Linked DNA regions of Mus musculus: region 1 is linked to region 2. A link is a loop called in an ENCODE intact Hi-C map of the cell type or tissue named here. Cell type or tissue: heart. All regions are shown on one strand.

Region 1 (5,000 bases), 84 kb after region 2:
TGCCTTCTTGTTGCCTTTTGGAGAGTCGACAGGCATAGTCTGGGCACTTGTTTTCTGAATTGTCACCATGGGGACAGTAAAAGAAAAGCCGTGTTCCAGGTCACCCAGCCTAAGGAAGGCTGAAACCCCCAACTCCTGCTTTTTGTAAAGGACCTAAAGCCAGACATCTCTGATGGAGAACAGGGACAACCCGGCTCTGATGCAGGAAATGGCTTCTTAGCTTGCCTGCCACACACTCTGGGTAACCAGGAAGGAGGAATTCCTGTAATGGCAGTCAGTGACCATGTTGGGGTAAGGTGTGGTAAGGGGGACCCAACAGAACAGGAGCTCCAGGCCTTCAGGAAACAGGACAGCACACACGCGCACGCGCACACGCACGCGCACACACACACACCTCTCCCTCCAATGCCTCCCTCAGTTTTTCCAACCTGGCAGAAGAGGAATGATGGAGCAGACAGAGCCACGGAATGTTAGTCAGAAGCTGTGGGATCCAATGGCGTGGGGCGGGATTGGAATTTGGAAAGACTCATGTCAGTATTTAATCTGGCCTGGAAAAATGTCTGCCGGGGCCTCCTGACAGAAGCCCTGACCTACTGTGGGCTTGAGGAAGGTGTGCGGAGGGGTGCTCTTAGAGCCCATGAATAGCTGATCTAGATGCTGTGTCTAGTGGCTCACAGGTATGGGAACTTGGATGTTAGCACAGTCTGCAGGCTCCATGTCCAGACCTCTGGCTCAGTCCCAAATAGGACTGAAAGTGGCAAATGACGTTCAGCCACCTCGTGTGCCCCCTGGCCCTGTACACAGTAACAGACTCAAGCCCCACCTGCACTATACCCACTAAATCTACTCCCGAGGACCAGAAGGGAACACCAAAAAGCGTCTCAGAGCTTCTGCTCCTCCTCAAAGTATATTTCACAGCCCCACTCTCCCGGGACCTAACTCTTCTCCAGGCCTGAATTCTGTGTTTGAGGGCAGTGCAACATGGTTTGCTACAGCACACCAACCCATCTCGGGCAGTTCTTAACGGAGACTAAAAGCAACTGATGGTGTTAATTCAAAACCACCTTCCTCCACAGCCTCGGCCTTCTGTGCCGTCTTTCTTGGAAACCTTCATCTTCACACTCCCTCCTTCCCCCGGGAGGAACCCCTATTGTCTCTAAAAATTGGGTTAGCTCCTACCGATCAATTCTGATTATAGTTCCAGGCACCTGTGCAGGATGAGGGACGTGTCTGACGGGACAAAGCCAGCCCTGTTCTACACTTGGCTCGAGGCTGCCAGCATGGGTATCTGTGAATGATGGTCACGCCAGACCCTGCCCCCTCCTGCCACCTTATCTAAACCAGTTCACAGAAAATGACAATAAGAGTGGTCTTCTAGGGAGCCAAGTAGAAGGAAGGCAGCCCTGATGGCTTCCGGTGTGAACTTCTGTTGTCGCTTTTGGAGTTTGAACTGGGATTTTGAATGTCTTCTTTTCCTTTCAAGTTACTGAGGGTAGACGGTGGTGTCATCCAAGAGGACAACAGAGACAGCTGTGCGAAGCCTTGTGTTGAGATGACCCAAAACTAGAACATCTATTTCATGGCTTAGGGGAACTCCTCTACAAAAGAGTCCCCAGAGACTTCTGAGAGTAAAAAAGAGACCACAGCCTAGGGGGATGGCTCTGTCCCTGTCTCCACCTACCCCCAAGTTTAAAGTTCAAATCCTCAGAACCTACGGGGTCTTGTGGGAAGGATACCCAAGGGCACTCAGGGCCCTTGAAGGGCCCGTGGAAGTGGGGAGTTAGGGGACAGGCTGCAGAAGCTGGAACATTCCCCTGGTGGTGGTGACAGCTTGCCTGTAGTTCTAACCTCGGAAGACAGATGATTCCTAAGGCAAGATAGCTACTTACCGAGAGTAGAGATTCCAGCAAGCTCTGGGTTTGACTGAATGTCCTTAGCTCAGTGAGGGAAAGCATTGATGAGGAACCCTGACGTAGCCTTAGGCCTCACATGCATACATGCCCACATACACAGGTGTTGCAGAACATACAAACATGCTATATACATGTGCACACCACATACACATGAAAACTGAAAAGGAAAAAAAACTAAATAAAAGAGGCAGACTACAAGGTGTGGTGGTACATGCTGGCTGTGATAGCCCACACTCAGGAGGTCACACAGGAGGATCTGGAGTCTAAGGCTGTACTTAGCTACATAGTAAGTTTAAGAGCAGTCTGAACTATATGAGACCCTGTCTCCCGAAGTAAAAAAGGCCTATGTGATCGTACAAGGAGGCAGGGGGATTATTTGATTTTGTTTGGTTTAGGATTTTTTTTTTTGAGATAGGGTCTCTCTGTGTAACGCTGGCTGTCCTGGAACTCACTGTGTAGTTCAGATTGCCCTCGAACTCACAGAGATCTGCTTGCCTCTGCCTGCCTAGTGAGGCTAAAGGGCTTCTGCCAGCATGCCTGGCTATTTATTTGACTTTGGCATTTCTAGCCTGCTCTCCCCTTCCAGTCCCCTGAAGGCTCTGGCACCCAGACACTCAGCTCTAAGGCCAGGATTTCTCTCTTTCACGTCCTACTACTTTCCGTACCTGCAAAATGACAGGAAATGTTCAAAAATAGTGTACCCTATTCCTGGAGTGGCCTTCTTGCAGTGTGCCGCCATCAGCAAAGCGGTCCTTCCAGGAGCAGCCAAACCTTTAGAGAAGCTGTGAGCTCCACCTACCCTCTGCTTCCCCCTGCTGCCCACAGGGGGAAAAAACAAGGCCCGGTGGGAAGGACATCCGGGACATTTGGGGAGCAAAGCAGGGGGTGGGAATTAGGGGGGTAAGAGGTTGAGCTGGGGAGGCTCACACCTCCCCAGCGTGCTCTGTTCCCAGCATGGTCCCCAACGGTGCCAATCCGTCTGACTCCAATACTTTAGCACCACCCCCCCCCCCCCGTTCAACTCTTCCACTCCACCCCCACCCCAGTCTTTATTCTTTATTTCAGCGGATTCAAAGGGGCCCTCTGTGCCCATTTTGTATCTGTTTCCTAAGCTGAGCTTCTCCCACCCGCCCTCCCTTTTTGTCCCGCCAGAGTTCTCCATCAGCAGCTTCTGCACGGTGGTGGACGTCATGAACTTCTCCAAGCTGCAGGTGCTACGCCTGGATGGGAACGAGATCAAGCGCAGCGCAATGCCGGTGGACGCCCCACTCTGCCTGCGCCTCGCCAACCTCATCGAGATCTGAGGGGCCTCGCCTTGGGCTCCTGGCTCCGGGCTCCGAGTACCGTGCACCGTGCACCGGGCTCGGGGTACATGCCCTGCCACCCCGCTGCATGTTTGGCTTTTGCTGGATGGTCTGGGACACGCATGTGACAGAAGTCCACAGGATCTTATTCAATCTCCTTCCAACAGGCAGAGTTAGGTGGGATCAGGGGCCAGGCCAGTTTCTGCAGGGGGATGAATTTGGTGGTAAAAGAAATATAGCTATAGAGTCTAGCCCCAAAATCTTCTTGCTTGGACAGTAGCATATAACCAGTTCCAATTTGACCTTTTTTGAGCTGTGCTCAACAGCATGGCCAGCTGCTTCTGCAGTTGCTCTGGGCTCCTGCTCTTTGCTCCTCAAAACATCACAACACACCTCTTGCCCAGTCACCTCCTCCCAGCCCCAGCTCACCCTCTCTGCCCTCTTTCACTGGGGCCTCTTCTAATGTCTTAGGCAGTCAGGAGACACCCACACCCTAAGGGCACACTCTTATCTGAGGCTAAACGGATGGCTAAAATCACACACTTACCCCCACCTCACCTGTTTAAAGTCACCATATTGAACACCATAATGATGAGCTGTTAACATAGGGGATAACCGACTCTATAATGGAGGATCTATCAGAGGAGGGAAGTGTCCAGTGGTCATTATCAGTATCCATAGTAAGATGGGGAAGAGACACACCTCAGGATAGCAGAACTGAAGGGGCAGCCCCCTTTCCAGTTTCATCTGACACAACATGATCTGCACCCCTTCTTGGGCTTTTAGTATCGAAGGGGCAAGCGTGGTTTTCAAAACATGAGAAAGAGCCTCTGCTCATCCTTTGGTCTAGTATGAAGGGTTGTTACGCAAATGGCAGAGGCAGACTCCACCCGCCGAGGACCTACCCACTAACCCAGACTAGGGGGTGATCTCAATAGCTCGTTTGTCCATAATGCTAGAGCATCAGGAACCAGCCCTGTGGAGATGCTCACTGGGGTGCAAGAAGCCCTGCCAGGCCCAAGTCCTGCCGACACTAGACCTGGCTTCCTCTGCATTCACACTATGCAGTCCGCCTTATGCCCAGTGGTGCCTGTGATTTGTAGTTTGTCTAAGAACAGCCCCATCTTCTCCTTTTTAAAGGTGATATTGCCTAGGTACAACCAACAGCTTCTTCTAGACCCCACTGGGATAGAGCCACCAGGGTAGCGAGTGGCAAGAAGCAGTTGTAAGATGCTAGCCTGAGGTGGGTCCCTGCCTTAGACCCCTGACTCTGTGTGCACTTGGGAGCAAGCTTCTCTGGAAAGGACAGGGTGGGGCGGGGTGCTTAGACTGTGCTACGGGTTCCAGAACTGCAATCCACAAAAGCCAAACCAGCTTGTTTCAACCGGGGAGTGCCACCTGCGGAGCAAGGCTGCCCTGGCCAGGGTTCTTGGGAAGCACCTGCATGTATCACCATCCTGCCTCTGAAGAGCCCTCAGCATGAAGCAAGCATGAATGGCGGCCAACCTAACCAATAAAGTTATTTTATAAGTGCATCTGCAAGGATGGAATGGTTGGTGGCAGCCCTCGGCATCGCCTCGGGGTACCTAGACACACAGGCCTTGAACCGTGTCAGCTCTTTATAAAGAGTAGCCTATATAAAAACTCAAGTTAGCAAGTGTTGTGGTATGAAAGCTCCTAGATCTATTCTCACTATTTACCCACCCTTTTGTCTCGCAAGAGAAAGAAAAACGGAGTTTGAGGGCTGGGTTTTGTTTGTTATTTTTGTTTCTGTTATTGTCAT
Region 2 (5,000 bases):
CTTTAGGACTGGACTTGGGTACTGGCCCTAAGCCCTCAGCATTGCTTTGGTGCTGATGCATGGAAGGAATGGGGTGTGGTGGCTCTGAGGTTAGCTGGGCCAGCAGCAACTATGAGAAAGAAAGGCCGGCAGCCAAGGAACTGTTCGTTTGTTCCAGGACTGGAAGTCAGTTTGGTGTAACCTATGACCTGGAGAATTTGGGCTGCCCCAGGTCCAGCTGTGTCCAGATGTAGAGCCCACAGGCTCAGACATGTCAATTCCTGTTTGTTCAAGGCTCACCACCGCCTCTCCTACAGCCAGACCCAAGGGTGGCTCTGGGAAGGGAGGAACTGGGCCTTCTGTCTCCAAGTTAAGGCCGCTGAGGCTTCAAGGAGAAATGGGAGCTTACTGTGCCTGACAGGGCCTGGGTGCAGAAGTAAGGCAGGGAGGGAAAACTGTATGGAGAGAGGGGGGTGTGAACAGCTGCGTCTGCTCCCTGGAGCTTCTCAAGGGATCGTGAGTTCCAAGAATGGGGGCTGCAGGCTCCTAAGCGTGTTTGTGTTTTAGACTTAACACCTTTTCATACAAGTTGTTGTCGCTCCATGAATCATGTCAGAGGGAAGGAGGGAAGGATGGAAGAAGAGAGACAAGAGTAAGGGGGCGGGGGTTGTTGGTTCCTTAACTTCCCCTCAAAATCAATTGACTGTCTAATTAAGACATGGCAGTATTCTAACTGAAATCTAACTTCTATTAGAGGCGGGTAGGCCTAGTTCAACCCTAAGCTTCCAGACATCTGGACCTCAAGTTCCATGTCTCCACGGCTTCAGCCTCGTTACTCTTAGATGAACTGCTGGTTGAGGGTTAAGGAACCAAGTGGAATCTGATGGGCAGACCTGAGTTCAAATGCACACACCACCGCTTTGCCGTGGTGCTTAAATCAAGGTGCTTAGACTCCCTTACGTTGGCTCCGTTTGCTATTGAGCAGGACAGGGTCCCACTACAGAGATGGCTCAGTGGTTACAAACACTTGCTCTCCCAGAGGAGCTGGGTTTGGTTGGTAGCACCCACACCAGGCAGCTAACAGCCATTTGTAATTCCAGCTCCAGGGCATGCATGCCCCTTGGACATTTACACACCACACACTCACACACACACAGATACACACACACACACACACACACACACACACATACACACACAGATACACACACATACAAACAAATAATAATAAATAAATCTTAACCAAACAAAACACAGAAGGTACGGTCCCCACTGTAATAAAGGCTTAAGGAAATAAGGTGGGAAAGCCTGCACAACACCACCTCACAGCACCCCGGGAATGCTAGTACCCTCACTGTCCCAGGAGTAGACAGCTCCTCATGCTGCCATCCCTCCAACTACCCCTACTCCAGCCTCGCGTCTCTGGCCACCTGACCTTTTCCATGCCCAATTCCTGCCTCTGTGGCTGCCTATGGCCCCTGAACATCCATTTCTACCTTTGGCTCAACTCTGAGCAGGGGAGCTTGACAGTGTTCCCCAGGAGGCTTGCCTTTTAAGAAGGGAGGAGCCAGCCAAGAGCCCAGGATCAGTCACAGGGACAGGACTTTCTATGGGGTATGGGGGTGGGGGTGGGGTAGTCAGAAGCCTCACACATAGCCTGTTATTTGCTGTGAAATAAGAAAGAAAGAAAGAAAGAAAGAAAGAAAGAAAGAAAGAAAGAAAGGAAGGAAGGAAGGAAGGAAGGAAGGAAGGAAGAAAGAAAGAAAGAAAGAAAGAAAGAAAGAAAGAAAGAAAGAAAGAAAGAAAGAAAGAAAGAAAAAAGAACAGTGGGTGCTCCCAAGTTCTACAGCACCCCAGGGTCCTGCCTCCTCTAACCTTCTATCTTATCCCCATGACACAAGCTGAAAAGCTTTGCTGCCCTCATTCTGCCCTTCTTGCCTGCCCAGGGCGGTTGACAGAGTCTGGGACCTTCAGGTATGGCAGATAGCTTGGCACAGTCCCTGCCAGAGGGGAAGGATCATATACATGCCCAGACCTCATCTGATTAAAAAACAGCTGCCTCAAATGCATTGTGTCACAGTTCTTAATTTGGAGGGGAGTGACACGGAGGCTCAGGCTGGCCTGATGTGAGGTCAGCCGACACTGACAGTAAGCGTACTGTGCGGTCAGCCAAGAATCCAGGCCCGTGGCTCCAGCCACACGTCAGAGAAAGTGCTCTGGTGCGGACTTAGACTCATGCCATGGAGGGTCCGCTGATAGGCTGTGGGGACAATGGCTTCAGAATCCTCCTTTTTAATGGCTCACCAGTCCTCAGGAATCATGAGCGGGGCCGGCTTTTTGTCCACCAAGGGGCACCCGTGCACTGTGAGGAAGGTCCAACCGGCTCTGCCAGCGTGGCTCTGTCCAGGGTGAGGAGCAAAGGTTTGGGGAGGAGTCACTTTGTTTTTAAGATTCCCTGGCAAGCGCCTCTCACATTCCAGAACACAGAGGACCGAGGACCCCTGCTTGTCCAGAGGCATCCGGGGCTGGCAGCCAGCCCAGGCCTTTCCTGTCCTCTTCATTCCAAAGGTCTCTGTTCGGTTTCTGCATCCCTCCTTGGTGGAAGGCTGTGCTGGGACTGGGAAAAGCTGGGGAACTTCCTGCTTAACTCGACGCTCTTGGGAAGCCACACATATCTAGACATTCACTGAGTACTTACAAGTGCCCAGCACTGTGGCAGCCACCCAGAAAGTGACACTGAAGGAGCCCTGATGTCTGCCTATGGGGCCATGGACCCACAAGGTGCACACTTCAGAGCCTGAGCAGGTGGGTGCATCAAGGGACTCAGAAGAGATGCTACTGAGGGTCTGTGCCACTGGAGCCCATTGGCTGCAGGATTCGGGGCATCACCTGCTAAATCACATCCAGTGCCTGCTGCCTCACTGGTCCTATGATGAGGGAGAGAAGCTCAGTATTTGTTGAATGAATGAATGCTTGAGTGAATGAAATGAGGCTGTCCAAGAAGACTTCTTGGAGGAAAGGTAGAAGGCTCACACACATGCCTAGATCCTACCTGATCAAAGAACTTCTCCGCTCTTTTTTTTTTAAGATATTTTCTTTATTTACATTTCAAATGTTATCCCCTTTCCTGGTATCCCATCCCCCCTCCCCACTTCCCCTGCTCACCAACCCACCCACTCCCCCTTTCTGGCCCTGGCATTCTCCTATACTGGGGCATAGAAGCTTCACAGGACCAAGGGCATCCCGTTCCATTGATGACCGACTAGGCCATGCTCTGCTACATATACAGCTAGAGCCATGAGTCCCACCATGTGTTTTCTTTGGTTGGTGGTTTAGTCCCAGGGAGCTCTGGGGGAACTGGTTAGTTCATATTGTTGTTCCTCATATGGGGCTGCAAACTCCTTCAGCTCCGTGGCTCCTTTCTCTAGCTCCTCCATTAGGGACCCTGTGCTCAGTCCAGTGGATGGCTGCGAGCATCCACCTCTGTAGTTGCCAGACACTGGCAGAGCCTCTCAGGAGACAGCTATATCAGGCTCCTGTCAGCAAGCTCTTGTTGGCATCCACAATAATTTCTTGGTTTAGTAGTTGTATATGGGATAGATCCCCAGATGGGGCAGTTTCTGGATGGTCGTTCCTTTAGTCTCTGCTCCACACTTTGTCTCTGTAACTCCTTCCATAGGTATTTTGTTTCTCCCTACTAAGAAAGATCGAAGTATTCACACTTTGGTCTTCCTTCTTCTTGAGTTTCAGGTGTTTTGCAAATTTTATCTTGGGTATTCCCAGCTTCTGGTCTACTATACACTTATCAGTGAGTACATATCATGTGTGTTCTTTTGTGATTGGGTTATCTCACTCAGGGTGATATCCTCCAGATCCATCCACTTGCCTAAGAATTTCATAAATTCGTTGTTTTTTCCTTTTTTTTTTTCAAGACAGGGTTTCTCTGTGTAGCCCTGGCTGCCCTGGAACTCACTCTGTAGACCAGGTTAGCCTCAAACTCAGAAATCCACCTGCCTCTGCCTCCCAAGTGTTGGGATTAAAGGCGTGTGCCACCACTGCCCAGCTAAATTCATTGTTTTTAATAGCTGAGTAGTACTCCATTGTATAAATGTACCACATTTTCTGTATCCATTCCCCTGTTGAAGGACATCTGGGTTCTTTCCAGCTTCTGGCTATTATAAATAAGGCTGCTATGAACATAGTGAAGCATGTGTCCTTATTACAAGTTGGAGCATTTTCTGGCTATATGCCCAGGAGTGGAATTGCTGGATCCTCAGAAAATTGAACAGCCAAACTGATTTCCAGAGTGGTTGTACAAGCTTGCAATCCCACCAGCAATGGATGAGTGTTTCTCTTTCTCCATATTCTCGCCAGCATCTGCTGTCACCTGAGTTTTTGATCCTAGCCATTCTGACTGGTGTGAGATGGAATCTCAGGGTTGTTTTGATTTGCATTGCCCTGATGTAAGGATGTTGAACGTTTTTTAGGTGCTTCTAAGCCATTCAGTATTCCTCAATTGAGAAGTCTTTGTTTAGCTCTGTACCCCATTTTTAATAGGGTTATTTGTTTCTCTGGAGTCTAACTTCTTGAGTTCTTTGTATATATTGAATATTAGCCTTTTATCGGATTTAGGATTGGTAAAGATCTTTTCCCTATCTGTTGGTTGCCTTTTTGTTTTATTGACAATGTCCTTTGCCTTATAGAAACTTTGCAATTTTACGAGGTCCCATTTGTCAGTTCTTTTTTTTTTTTTGGCGGGGGGGGGGGGGATCTCGAGACAGGGTTTCTCTGTGTAGCCCTGGCTGTCCTGGAACTCAGTCTGTAGACCAGGCTGGTCTCGAACTCAGAAATCCGCCTGCCTCTGCCTCCCAAGTGCTGGGATTAAAGGCGTATGGCACCACGCCCGGCTGTCAATTCTTGATCTTACAGCATAAGCCATTGTTCTTAAAGTGACCACACAACAGAAATGGCTGCTTGAAACTTCAACAGAGAGAAAGCAGCAAGAATCCAAAGGGAGAAGA

What was found. Hi-C counts contacts between places; a loop is a spot of excess contacts. Peaks named below come from ENCODE experiments on the same cell type or tissue, not always from the same donor. Only the 100,000 strongest peaks of a DNase experiment are listed, where the experiment ranks them.
Region 1: a loop joins it to region 2, with 7 times the contacts of the local background. A loop is called at or near these places in 17 of 42 quality-filtered maps.

The regions. Positions count from the first base shown.
Region 1 is chr1:134,043,409-134,048,408 of GRCm38, forward strand. Fmod (fibromodulin) reads left to right here. Exons shown (of 3, transcript NM_021355.4): 3 at 3,066-4,872. The coding sequence ends at 3,217. Among named protein-coding and RNA genes, the nearest start is that of Fmod, 8.7 kb to the left of the region's middle. In heart, a CTCF peak has its summit at 2,721 (motif pointing left); a DNase peak (open chromatin) is centred at 2,743; H3K4me3 peaks cover 915 bases; H3K27ac peaks cover 2,072 bases; H3K27me3 peaks cover 1,239 bases.
Region 2 is chr1:133,959,533-133,964,532 of GRCm38, forward strand. No RefSeq gene overlaps it. Among named protein-coding and RNA genes, the nearest start is that of Bmncr, 15 kb to the right of the region's middle. In heart, a CTCF peak has its summit at 2,322 (motif pointing right); DNase peaks (open chromatin) are centred at 199 and 2,419; H3K4me3 peaks cover 656 bases; H3K27ac peaks cover 1,119 bases.